2 separate regions of the Homo sapiens genome follow, and region 1 is linked to region 2. A link is an interaction called in ENCODE POLR2A ChIA-PET data of the cell type or tissue named here. Cell type or tissue: PC-9. All regions are shown on one strand. Links, peaks and the distances in the headings refer to the core of each region. The heading gives the core; the rest is flanking DNA.

Evidence for each region. Peaks named below come from ENCODE experiments on the same cell type or tissue, not always from the same donor. Only the 100,000 strongest peaks of a DNase experiment are listed, where the experiment ranks them.
Region 1: POLR2A ChIA-PET joins it to region 2 with 7 read pairs; 2 of 35 experiments call an interaction of 5 or more read pairs at or near these places.

The regions. Positions count from the first base shown.
Region 1 is chr20:63,025,866-63,031,231 of GRCh38, forward strand. It overlaps LOC105372718 (a long non-coding RNA gene), which reads right to left and starts at 1,891. Exons shown (of 3, transcript XR_007067718.1): 1 at 1,340-1,891; 2 at 1,033-1,251; 3 at 1-660. RefSeq lists a silencer at 2,387-2,456 and an enhancer at 2,751-3,302. In PC-9, for the core only: no CTCF peak of the experiment used is centred there; no DNase peak of the experiment used is centred there; H3K27me3 peaks cover 3,548 bases.
Region 2 is chr20:62,898,336-62,903,701 of GRCh38, forward strand. All of the region lies in intron 6 of DIDO1 (death inducer-obliterator 1), which reads right to left. Among named protein-coding and RNA genes, the nearest start is that of SNORA117, 18 kb to the left of the region's middle. RefSeq lists enhancers at 1,602-2,456, 1,786-2,035. In PC-9, for the core only: CTCF peaks have their summits at 2,194 and 2,394; a DNase peak (open chromatin) is centred at 2,626; H3K27ac peaks cover 555 bases.

The sequences.
Region 1 (5,366 bases), core at 130-5,129, 130 kb after region 2:
TCCCCGTGTGCAGGAGGAAATGTGTGTCTGCAGCCATGTGTGTGGGCCGCTGTCTCCTGCTGCACCCGGCCTTCCTCACGGCAAGAGCTCTGTGCTCTGTGGGCTCTGGAAGGAACGTTCCGGGCCGGTGTGTCTTGAGAGTGTTGGGCAGCTGCCGCCCTGGGGGAAGGACCCTCACTAGGCTGGCCCGGGGCAGGAGCAGGAAGGATGCGGCTCAGCTGCCGCCTAGCTCTGTGTGCCAAGTCCCTGCAGGGACCCTGGAAGCCGAGAGGGGCGGCTGGGTGGCCACGCAGCGGGGTGGGAGGTGAGGGGCCTGAGGAAGCCGCGGTGCCGCGTTCCCTGGGCAGCGTCGCTCACACACAGGGAGGCTCATTCACGCTCACTCAGCACGGCCGTGTCAAGGCACTGCAAGTACACTGACACGCAGCTTGCGGTGGGAGGGACGGTGGGGTCCTCGGACCACCCAACACAGGGCCGCAGACTGGGCTTTGACAACAGAAATTCAGTGTCACTGTGCTGGAGCCGGAAGTGGGAGACCTGGGTGCTGGAGGTTTGCTGCGATCCTGGTGTTCCTTGGCTCGAGAAACCATCACTTGGCCTCTGCCTTCATCTTCTCACCTTTCCACGCCTCTCCCGTGCGTGTCTGTGTCCACGTTTCCCCTAAGGGCACAGTCACATTGAATTAGGGCCCACCCTACTCTAGCCTGACCTTGTCTTAACTAATGACCCTGCAGTGACCTTCCTCCCAAGTAAGGCCACATCTCAGGCACCGGGATGACGCCTTCCACACTAGAATTCTTAAGGGACCCAATTCAACCCCTAAGAGGGATGCCTGAGCTGAGGTCTGTCGTGGACAGGCTGGAGCTCTATCCCCCGGGCCTCTCTCCTGCCTGGTGCCTCCCATTTAAGGAGCAGGTTGAAGGAGCTGAGACCCCCCCTTGGGCATTGAGCACTCCTGTCTTGGATACAGGCTTCCCCAATGCTGCCGCCTCTCTCCCTGACCTCAACCTGCTTCCCTGCACTGAGCCTCACCTTTGAACGTCCTTCCTTCCCCAGCGCGTGGAGCCCCGCACAGCTGGGGCAGCTCAGCCGAGTGCAGGCGGTGGCAGGTCCCAGGGGCTGGTGTCTTGGGTGGGGCCTGGTGTCCGAGGCCTGCAGATCAGCCCTGCTAGCCCTGCCCAGTGCCCAGGCTGCCCCTTTGCCTGGTTGGGGGTTGGTGGGGCAGGGAGCCTGGTGGGCTTCACTCTGGGTCTACCAGGAAGGTGGCACTAGGTTAATCATTATTGCCCCGACCCCCTCCGTATGGGGGGGCAGGACCAGCTCAGAAATTTTAGAGTACCACGCAAAATAAGAACGTTGGGCTTCTTGCTCAAAAATGAAGAATTCTGGGACAGCAGTGGCGGAGCATGCAGCCTTCTGAGCGCAGACGTCGGGACACCAGGGACGCTGGCCGGGAGCGAGGGAGGGGCTTTACCGAGGAATGGGTTTCCTCCTCCAGCCTTGTTCTGGAGATCACGCCTGTGCAATCTTTTTAAATACAGAACAGAAAAAAATGCCAGCCCCCTGCAGCCTGGTCACGAGAATGCCAGGATCTCAGGGCACCTGCTGGCTGACCTTCGCTGAGATAGAATTTACACACTGCACATGCTCCCATCTGAAAGGGATGCCCCGCGGCCTTCAGCACATTCACAACATCGCGCAACCATTGCCACTCATTCCAGAACTTCCACCACCCCGAAAGGAGCCCATCAGAGTCTCCCCACTGCCCCTGTCAGCTCCTTGCTGTCCCTGTGGACTTGCTGGTTCTGGACACTTCATGGAATCAGAATTGGTGTGACACAGGGCCTTGTGGCGTGGACTACGGCCCTCTGAGCGGTCTTGACCTGTTCACCTAAAACCAGACGCTGAAATTAACCAGGCCCACCTCTCCAGGCCAGGGCGGGTGAATTCCCGGGGACCCAGCCCTTGCCTGCACCAGGAGAGTAAGCGACTTATTAATAGGGTAATTTATGCGGGTGCCTGCGCACCGGGACGGACCAGCATCTATCATGGCTGTTTTGCGTTTCTTGATTTCACGATGTCTGTTGTGTGCTCAGGCCCCTCCTCTCCAAGGTCCCAGCTGTCCTTGCCCTGTTCCCTGTGAAGAGTGAAGAACCAACGCGGGCGGGGAGTGGACCGGTGGGGAGAGGGCCGGTGGGGAGAGGACCGGTGGGGAGGGGCCGGTGGAGAGGGGGCCGGTGGGGAGGGGGCCGGCGGGGAGTGGTTTGGTGGGGAGGAGGCTGGTGAAGTAGCGTCAGGTGCGGGCCTGGCGTCGGCGAGTCAAGTCGAGCTGATCCAGGGCCTTCTTTCTGCAGCTTCATCAGGTTCTCAATTAGCGGAGGGCGCTGGCGGTGGAGGAGGGCATTAGCCGTGCCTGCTCTCGGGCTCTGCCTGCCAGAGTGCCCTCATGTGGCATGAGATTAAGGCTCAGCCTCTTTCCTGACAGCAGGTTTTCCATTTTTCTTCTCCTTCCTCCTCTCCTGGCAACAAAGTCCTTTGCTGGGCTGGGGGGTCTCCACTCTGATCCACTTCCCTCCTTCCTGCCTCCCTCCCACGCCCTGGAAACCCCGGCCCATGACTCTTTCCCTGAGGGGGCCGCCCGCAGCCTCTCCCCCATGGGGGCTTTGCTCTGGGCACCCCCTTTCCCCCGGGGCGGGTGGGGCAGCGGCCGGGACTCAGGAAGATGGTGGCCCAGTGGGGCTCTCTCCTTGGGTGTGTGGGAGCGGAGTCCCCTCGCTCTTCTGGGATAGAACGCTCCGTTGAGCTCCCCAAACTGCTCCCGTGCCGAGCTCTGGGGGAGGGAGTCTGTTCAGAGACGGTGCAGTCCTACCTTTTAGAAGGTACGCCTGCCTTTTTAAGCAGCTCAGCTCTCAACAATGCACAAGTGGCTTGAGTAGAAGAGCTGCTCCTGCTGGGAGGCGCAGGAGGCTGAGCGAGGCCCACCCTGCAGGGGCGAGGCCACGGTTTGTGTTATTTCCCATGATGACTCCAAACGCACCCGAGTCCCCCGGGCCTCCGCGCCTCCGTGTGCAGGTCCCCCGGGCCTCCGCGCCTCCGTGTGCAGGTCCCCCGGGCCTCCGCGTCTGTGTGTGCAGGTCCCCCGGGCCTCCGCGCCTCCGTGTGCAGGTCCCCCGGGCCTCCGCGCCTCCGTGTGCAGGTCCCCCGGGCCTCCGCGCCTCCGTGTGCAGGTCCCCCGGGCCTCCGCGCCTCCGTGTGCAGGTCCCCCGGGCCTCCGCGCCTCCGTGTGCAGGTCCCCCGGGCCTCCGCGCCTCCGTGTGCAGGTCCCCCGGGCCTCCGCGCCTCCGTGTGCAGGTCCCCCGGGCCTCCGCGTCTGTGTGTGCAGGTCCCCCGGGCCTCCGCGCCTCCGTGTGCAGGTCCCCCGGGCCTCCGCGCCTCCGTGTGCAGGTCCCCCGGGCCTCCGCGTCTCCGTGTGCAGGTCCCCCGGGCCTCTGCGTCTCTGTGTGCAGGCTCAAGTTTGCCAACGTCCATGCACGTCTCAGCCTCTCAGCCTGGACTGGACAACTGGGCTTCGGGAATTCATTTAAATTCTACCCGCTACACGCCTTCCCTGGATTCAGGGCGGCGTCCAGTGCATTCATCACGCGTGTGCTGCCGTGAAGGTGCGGGGACCCCCCCCAAAAGGCTTCCTTCCCTGTCCTGCGTCCTGCCCACAAGGCGGTGCTGCTGGCACCAGGCCTGACCTGGCGCTGCCAGTGCTCCACTGTTTTGAGTTATTGACCAACAATTCACTCTCGGGTCCCGAGGGGAACTGGCCTGAGGCCACTCAAGCAGAGGCTCAATGAGGAAAGATAAATATTTCATGGTCTGGGTCGGTGAGAGAGGGAAATCAATAGCGCATCCCATCCTCAGTACGGCGCAGGCCTCCCACCCAAGGCAGCGAGTTGCATCCTCCGTGCCGCGCGGGCCCTCCCACCCGAGGCAGCGAGTTGCACTTCCGGGCTTGTTCTCTTCCTCCCTTTAAGGCAAGGCTGCAAACTGCCAGGCCGATGGCCCGTGCTGGGAGCAGGCAGGTGTCCTGACTCCGCCTCCAGCCGGTGAATCAGAGCCCTGAGATTCACCAAGGGCCCCCTGCCCGGGTCGTGGAGGCAGAGCCTGGGGCTGGGAGAGGCCCTTCAGGACCCCTCTGTGGGAGCCGGACGCAGGCCTGGGGATGTTGGAGGTGGGAGCGCTTCCAGGCCCCTTGTGTAGGACCAGAGGCTGCTCCGACCCTGCTCGGGGCTCTGGAGACAGAAGAACGGCATGAGTGTTTCACAAATGGTGCAGACAGTTCACAGGTCAAGACAGGGGACAAAAGTGACCACTTTTAGTTAAAAACAGGTGACTCCGTCCCAGGACAAGCACGATGCTGTGTTAGGTCCCGTTAGTCCCCTTGGAAAGCTGTCGGCTTTCCCTGGAGAGGACCTCGTTCTGTCCACGCCACTGCCCTGCGAGCGAGAGGGAGTGCGAGCGGGGCGTCCACGCGCTCCCATGGGGGACCTGGGGCTGCTTCCCGCTTCCCGATTTTCCTTCAGCGCTGCTCGTGGCGTGCCCTTTCTCCCGTGGCGCAGTCACCAGCAGGACGTGTGTCCCGCTCACGCTTTGGGAAACACGGCCTTGTAGCAGGAGCTGCTCTCGGGGTTCAGCATCGGGGGTGGCAGAGCCCAGTGCCTGCTGGGGCATTGCCAGGCATCGTGGAGCTGGACCCAGAGCCAGGGGTCCCAGCTGCTGCTCCTCAAGGACCCTGTGGCTCAGGAAAGCCCTCCCATTGCTAACGTGTCACCCGAAGGGCTTGGGGACCTCCACGCAGGATGGGCTTCAAAAGTCAGCTCAGGCGGTGCCCTGGCCTCGGGTGCGCGGGGAGACCACTGGCCTCCCTCATGCCGGCTCCCTGCTGACTGTCTCGTGAGCTCCTGGCAGCCCTTCTAGAATGTTCTGGCGTGGCTCCCTGCTCACGTTTCTAAAGCAACTATCAGCCCATCCTCAATTACCGTGTCTCCAGGACCACAGACGACCTGGAGCAGCAAGAGTCAGTGCTGGGGCCGGGCGCGGTGGCTCACGCCTGTAATCCCAACACTTTGGGAGGCCGAGGCAGGCAGATCACCTGAGGTCGGGAGTTCGAGACCAGCCTGGCCAATATGGAGAAACCCTTTCTCTACTAAAAATACAAAATTGGCCGGGTGTGGTGGCGCATGCCTGTAATCCCAGCTACTCGGGAGGCTGAGGCAGGAGAATCGCTTGAACCCGGGAGGTGGAGGTTGCAGTAAGCCGAGATCGTGCCACTGCACTCCAGCCTGGGCAACAAGAGTGAACTCCGTCTCAAAAAAAAA
Region 2 (5,366 bases), core at 130-5,129:
CCATCAAGCAGCAGCCTCAGGGCTGCAAGTCTTCCCAACTTCCCAGATAAGTACAACTCCTTCCATTTTTACAAAACTTGCAACAGTACTACATGGATCCAAAAAGCGGTGTCACTGTTAACAGATACCCCAACTTTCAAACAATGGTGTCACTGTTAACAGATATTCGCCCCGACTTTCAAGATTTCCATGTGTTCTTTCCTAACCATCATTTTAATGGTAACTAAGTAAAGGCAAATCCTGTATTTTCATCTTAGGACCCTTCTAACCTCATGGCCGGCCCCTGCCTACCCCTTGCTAGATGTGGTCCAGCCACAGGACCCCCTCCTTGGCAACACTGCCAAGCCCTGTCTCCTCACCCACAACCGCACCCCAAAACACTCATTCCTGTTGGAGCTGGATCTTAAAAGCGCACTATAAAAAATGGCAACGTCTAACACGACAGGAACAAAGGTGACAGCTAGTTTTTATCTGTCCAGGAAACTTTGCTTTTAATTCCACATGTACTATGTCATCAGATCAGGTCTATACACCCCAGGAGTCACTACCTTAGTGTTTGAAAATCTGTTTTTAACAACTCAGTTTAACTCATTAGACTTAGCTCACAGGTCTGCAGCATCTTGCCTGCAGGGTTGCAATAGGTCAGTCAGGTTAAATAAAAATCAGTGGAGGCCCTTTTTCTTGGGGGAAGCAGCGAGGGGGTGGGGTGAGGATGGAATGAAAAGGCCCAGCAGGCCTAGGGCGCTGGAGGCACACCGGCAGGAGGCTGACACCAGGCAGGCACCAGGAACCAAGCCCCGGTCTCCAGAGGCGGCAGACAGACACCTGCCGGGAAGCCAACCGTGATTCAAACTGAAACCTCAAACCAATTCAGTGACTGCACTAGAAACCTTGGAGTGTTTTAATATCACGTTTAAAGAACTCTAAAAAAGCTGGCTGAAAGCATTTCCAGAAACCTCGGCAAAATGCCTTGGCTGTGACACACAGAACACCTGTGTGCTGTGACCTGAACGGTATCTTTAATGATGTTTAACGCTCACCTTGTTGCAAGTTAGGGTTACATGCTACCTTCAAAACCATCAACTCCATTTCTCCAGATCGTAAGTGTTGGAATGAGGCGTCCATGGCCACACTCAGATTTCTGCTCGTGTAACTACACTATTGTCTCCCTCACTTAGGGAAAACCCGAGTTGAGAGATGAGTTTTAGGGCACTCCCAGTACATGGGTTTAAAACCACCCATTACCCAAGAGTGGGGGCAGCAGATTAACGTAATTTATTTTAAAAGCAGGAAATAGCTTTCCTTAACCATTGCTATTTTAGAAAATTAACTGCTCCCTTTCTAAAGGCAACCTTTGTCATCCCTCATCTGTGCTTTAAAGAGCATGGAAATGGGCAGTCAGGTGAGTGAACGGCAGAATGTTCCAAGCCGGGCCTCTGGGAGCAGTGTCCTACAACACGCAGAAAGCCCCATTCCTGCTCTGAACGGACATGTTCTATCCAGCAACTGTTCCAGGGACCCGAGCACACACCCATTCCACTCCAGGTGGGACAGCATGGCTGGTGCTCAACTTGGGTCAGCTGCTGCTGAAATGGGGACAGAAACTTTTTAGTGGAGCTAAAATTCAATTTGCAAGTTCATCCAAATTTGCTTTGAACTATTACGTTGTGTATAACTTCAGAGAAGGGCAAGCAGCAACTCCAGGCAACCCAGGAAAAAACCCCACTGCAGAAACACAGGGCTCTGTCAGGGTACGAGCCTCCCCTACACGCTGCTGGGCCCCCTGGGGGCAGCAGTGGTGGTGACCTGGTCACACCGCACAGCACTGATGCCTGAGAGCCAGGGGTCCCCTGCCCCTCCCCACACCTCTCTGCCCCTTGGTCGCAGTGCTGTCTCCTTTAGCTCCCACATTCTGGGGGCCTGCCCAGGCCACTGGCCCAGATGAAACTGTTGCTGCCGGGTCTGGGTTTCAGCCAACTGCAGAATGAAGCAGGTCGTCGTCGTGCACAGGGATCAGCAGCACACTCTAATTGGCCAATTTCCCCCAAAGCAGAAGGCTGGCTGGCTTGGGTGCTACAGCGCCTCTGGCCACTGGGTGGCACCAGGGCCTGAGCAGAGACGGGGAGGAGAAAATCAGGCCCCCACTGGAGGATGGTGCTACTCCGCTCCTCTCTGCAGAACCCATCCAATTGCCCCAGTGGAAGTTTTAGCAGGACAGGGATTAAAATATGGGGCAAGAGACCAAGTCTGCTCAGTTCTGGACTGTCCAGAGGCCCCCATGTAGCAACCTTATGTGCTGGATGGCTCCCCACAGGGAAAGGAACTGGTTATAAAAATCACTAAAATAAACACCACACGCCCTCACGTAGGTGTTGACAATGAAGTGGCCTGCCCTGTCGCGGTACTGCTGGCTGGTTTAGGGAAGCTGGGGCACTCAGACCTCCACTGGTCTCCCACGGTGTCCTGAATCCTGCCTATCACCATCCGCTACAGCTCTAAGGGCTGTTTCTATGCTATGCACCTGAAAACAGACTCAACAGTCAGTGAAGGAACTGTGGAAGTAAATTCTGTTCACTGTGACGTCAGGCCTATTTGCAGCCCTCAGTGAGGCGTGTGTACAACAATGCAGTTTCCTGCTTTACCTGTTTCTTCACTCCAAGATTGCCCCTAGTGGGAACAATCAAGGTGGCAGCGGCAAGAGAAAATGTTCTGCTTTTGCTCCTCTCAACATGCTAGAATGTGTTCACATGAATTCGCCTTTTATAAGTAGTTACTAGTTTGCTTTCATGTTGCGGGGAAACAGTTACTTCCCAAATACAGCAGGCAGACTACATCGCAGACGCTCCTCAGAGGAGACCATCACTACAGCCAGGACGCCCTTGCAGGGTCCACAGCTAGACTGCCGTGTTTTGGAATACTCAAAGCTTTCCTTGGTCAGTTTTCTTACTAATACCCGCTACTTGAGTGCCTTCCAACTTAATGGAGAGGTGTGTAATTCTCCCTAAGAAACTCGTGTGATGAGGGCCACGTGGACAGATGGACGTTCCACTCAACTGCAATTTCAGTTGTGCCCAGCTGCACATGGTGTGTGCCTGGCTGCCAAGCCCATTTGGGAGCAGAGCTGCTGCTCTTCCCAAGATCTCCCACACGAGTAATTTAACCTTTATCTAAGTTGTTTACTACTTAAACCAACATGTTAGGGGCATGTTAAAATTAGTCCACAACCCTCCCCTGTAATCCCTCCAGTCCTAAAGGGCCATACTCAGTATAAAGCCCCTAGCTGACAGCACCAAGCAGGTCAGTTGAGGATAAAGCCAGTTACCTTAAGCTCTTCTTGCCGAACTCTTCCAGGTTTGCGGCAAATGAAAGTTGCCGCAACCTTCATTTAAATAAGTAGCAAAAATTCTTGTCAATATTCTAAGTTACTTCTCTAACTTTTAGAAGCTAAGAATATAACTATGTGTATGTTGATGTGTTAACAGAAAAAAAAAAAAAAAAACCTAGTATTATTTTACAACTTTATACAAATCTACCTGAAACTTGTGTACCACATTGGAGGAATTGTAGCAGGCGTCTTCAGAGCTGACCTCTGCACTCTGTGACACCGAGAATGCCGAGGAGGCTTTCCCGAGTATTCATCTTTAGACTATGAGTAGATCCACAGCTCCGAAAGGTCCTATGAAGGTCACTGAAGAGGTGGTGAATTCAGGGGGACCGATCCTGCTGGAAACTTCCATCCCTGCACCCCACCTGCCCAAGGTGGCTGAAGCATAAGCACAAAGGGGCACCTGAGGGATGGACAGGGGCACCACGGGACGGTGCTGATGTGGGACTTCACCGTGCAGGGTCACGGTTACGGAGGTGTGAAACCTTTCCCTGATGTAATTTTCTCAATGGCAGGCTGCTTTTTAAGTTTATAAAAAGTAAAACACTTAAAAATAACAAAAGAATGTCATTACTGACAGCCAAGAAACTTCCAGTTATATGGATAACGTAAAAAAACAACTATCAAGCTATATTCTTTCTCAGAACAAATTCTGATTTTTCTAATTGGGAGGAAGAGATTGGTGGACACGTAGAGTCTGATGACTCCCAGTCTCGTTTTATTGCCGCTGACAACTCTGGAGGAGACAGATAAAAAAAGAGCTCACGCGACCAGTGAAACAAGCCACCCTCCTCTCCCGGCTTTAAATTCCTGCAAAACACTCTTAGGTTCTAGAATCCCCCCATGTATTTTTTATTAATGAAAACTGAGACTGGGTCCTCTTAGGATTTCAGTGAAATGTGCTTCTGGAGCCCACACCATGAGTTATCCTTGTGAACGGTGTTCTCCGTCCATTTCACCCCACCAGGGCCATCTCTGTGGCAGCACGTGGGAACAAGAGGCAGTGCTTCCACCTGGGCACCATGCTTAACACAGCATCTGGATTTGGGTTTACAAACTGGCAACGTTTTCCATTTTAATTCCAACGGTTAGATGAAACGAACTGTAGAATCTGCTTTGCAGTCAAAATCTGTTCAGATCCTCAGTGTTTAAGTCACTTAATGAGCCATTTAGGGAGACAAAATACTAGAAATTGCACCTATCAAATACCATCTCAAAATTTTGAGAATTCCATCTCAAAATTCTAGTCAGTCAGGTACATCTCAGAAAAACATTTCCAACTGACTTCATGCCTCGACAATAATGGGAGGTGAACAGTGGAAATAAAGAGAAAAAAATGGAATAAGAATTTATAAAACCACAAAAGAAACATCATGATCTTTGAGAGAAGTTATGTGCACCAAATGTTTACGTAAGCTAAATAAACTGTATATATAAGAAACAATTTTTAAAAACAAATGGGAGGAACAAGGTGAGGCTGTGAAGGACCTACTGATATCTTAGCAGGGGGCACAGCCTCCTTCTAGCAATGGCAGAGTGTCTGTGCACACCAGGCCTCACCTGTTGGACAGGAACCCCCAGGTCAACCGAGTGCCATGGGAAGGACAGGAGGGTGCCTAGGTGCACTGTGGGGAGCAGCAGCGGTAGCTCCACCACGTGGGTCTTCTGATGGTATGTGTGGTGAGGCAAGTGTGAGTCAGCTCATGGGACAGACCCACACCAGCCTCTCACTTCCAAACTCACCCCCTACCAGGGAGGGCGAGCTCCGTGGCCAGCCAGGGAGGCAGGGCAGGGGCCTCAAAGGCATACAGTGGTGGCAGGCTCCCCAGTACTTGTTGAGCCTACAAAAGTGCAGAGGTGTTTAGGGGAGAGGCAGAGACATGGTAGCTGCTGTCACCAATGTCTCTAACTCTGCTCCAATCAATCACCTTTTGGGAAGACAACATTTACGGGATAACAAAACGAGCAGAAGCTACTAGCT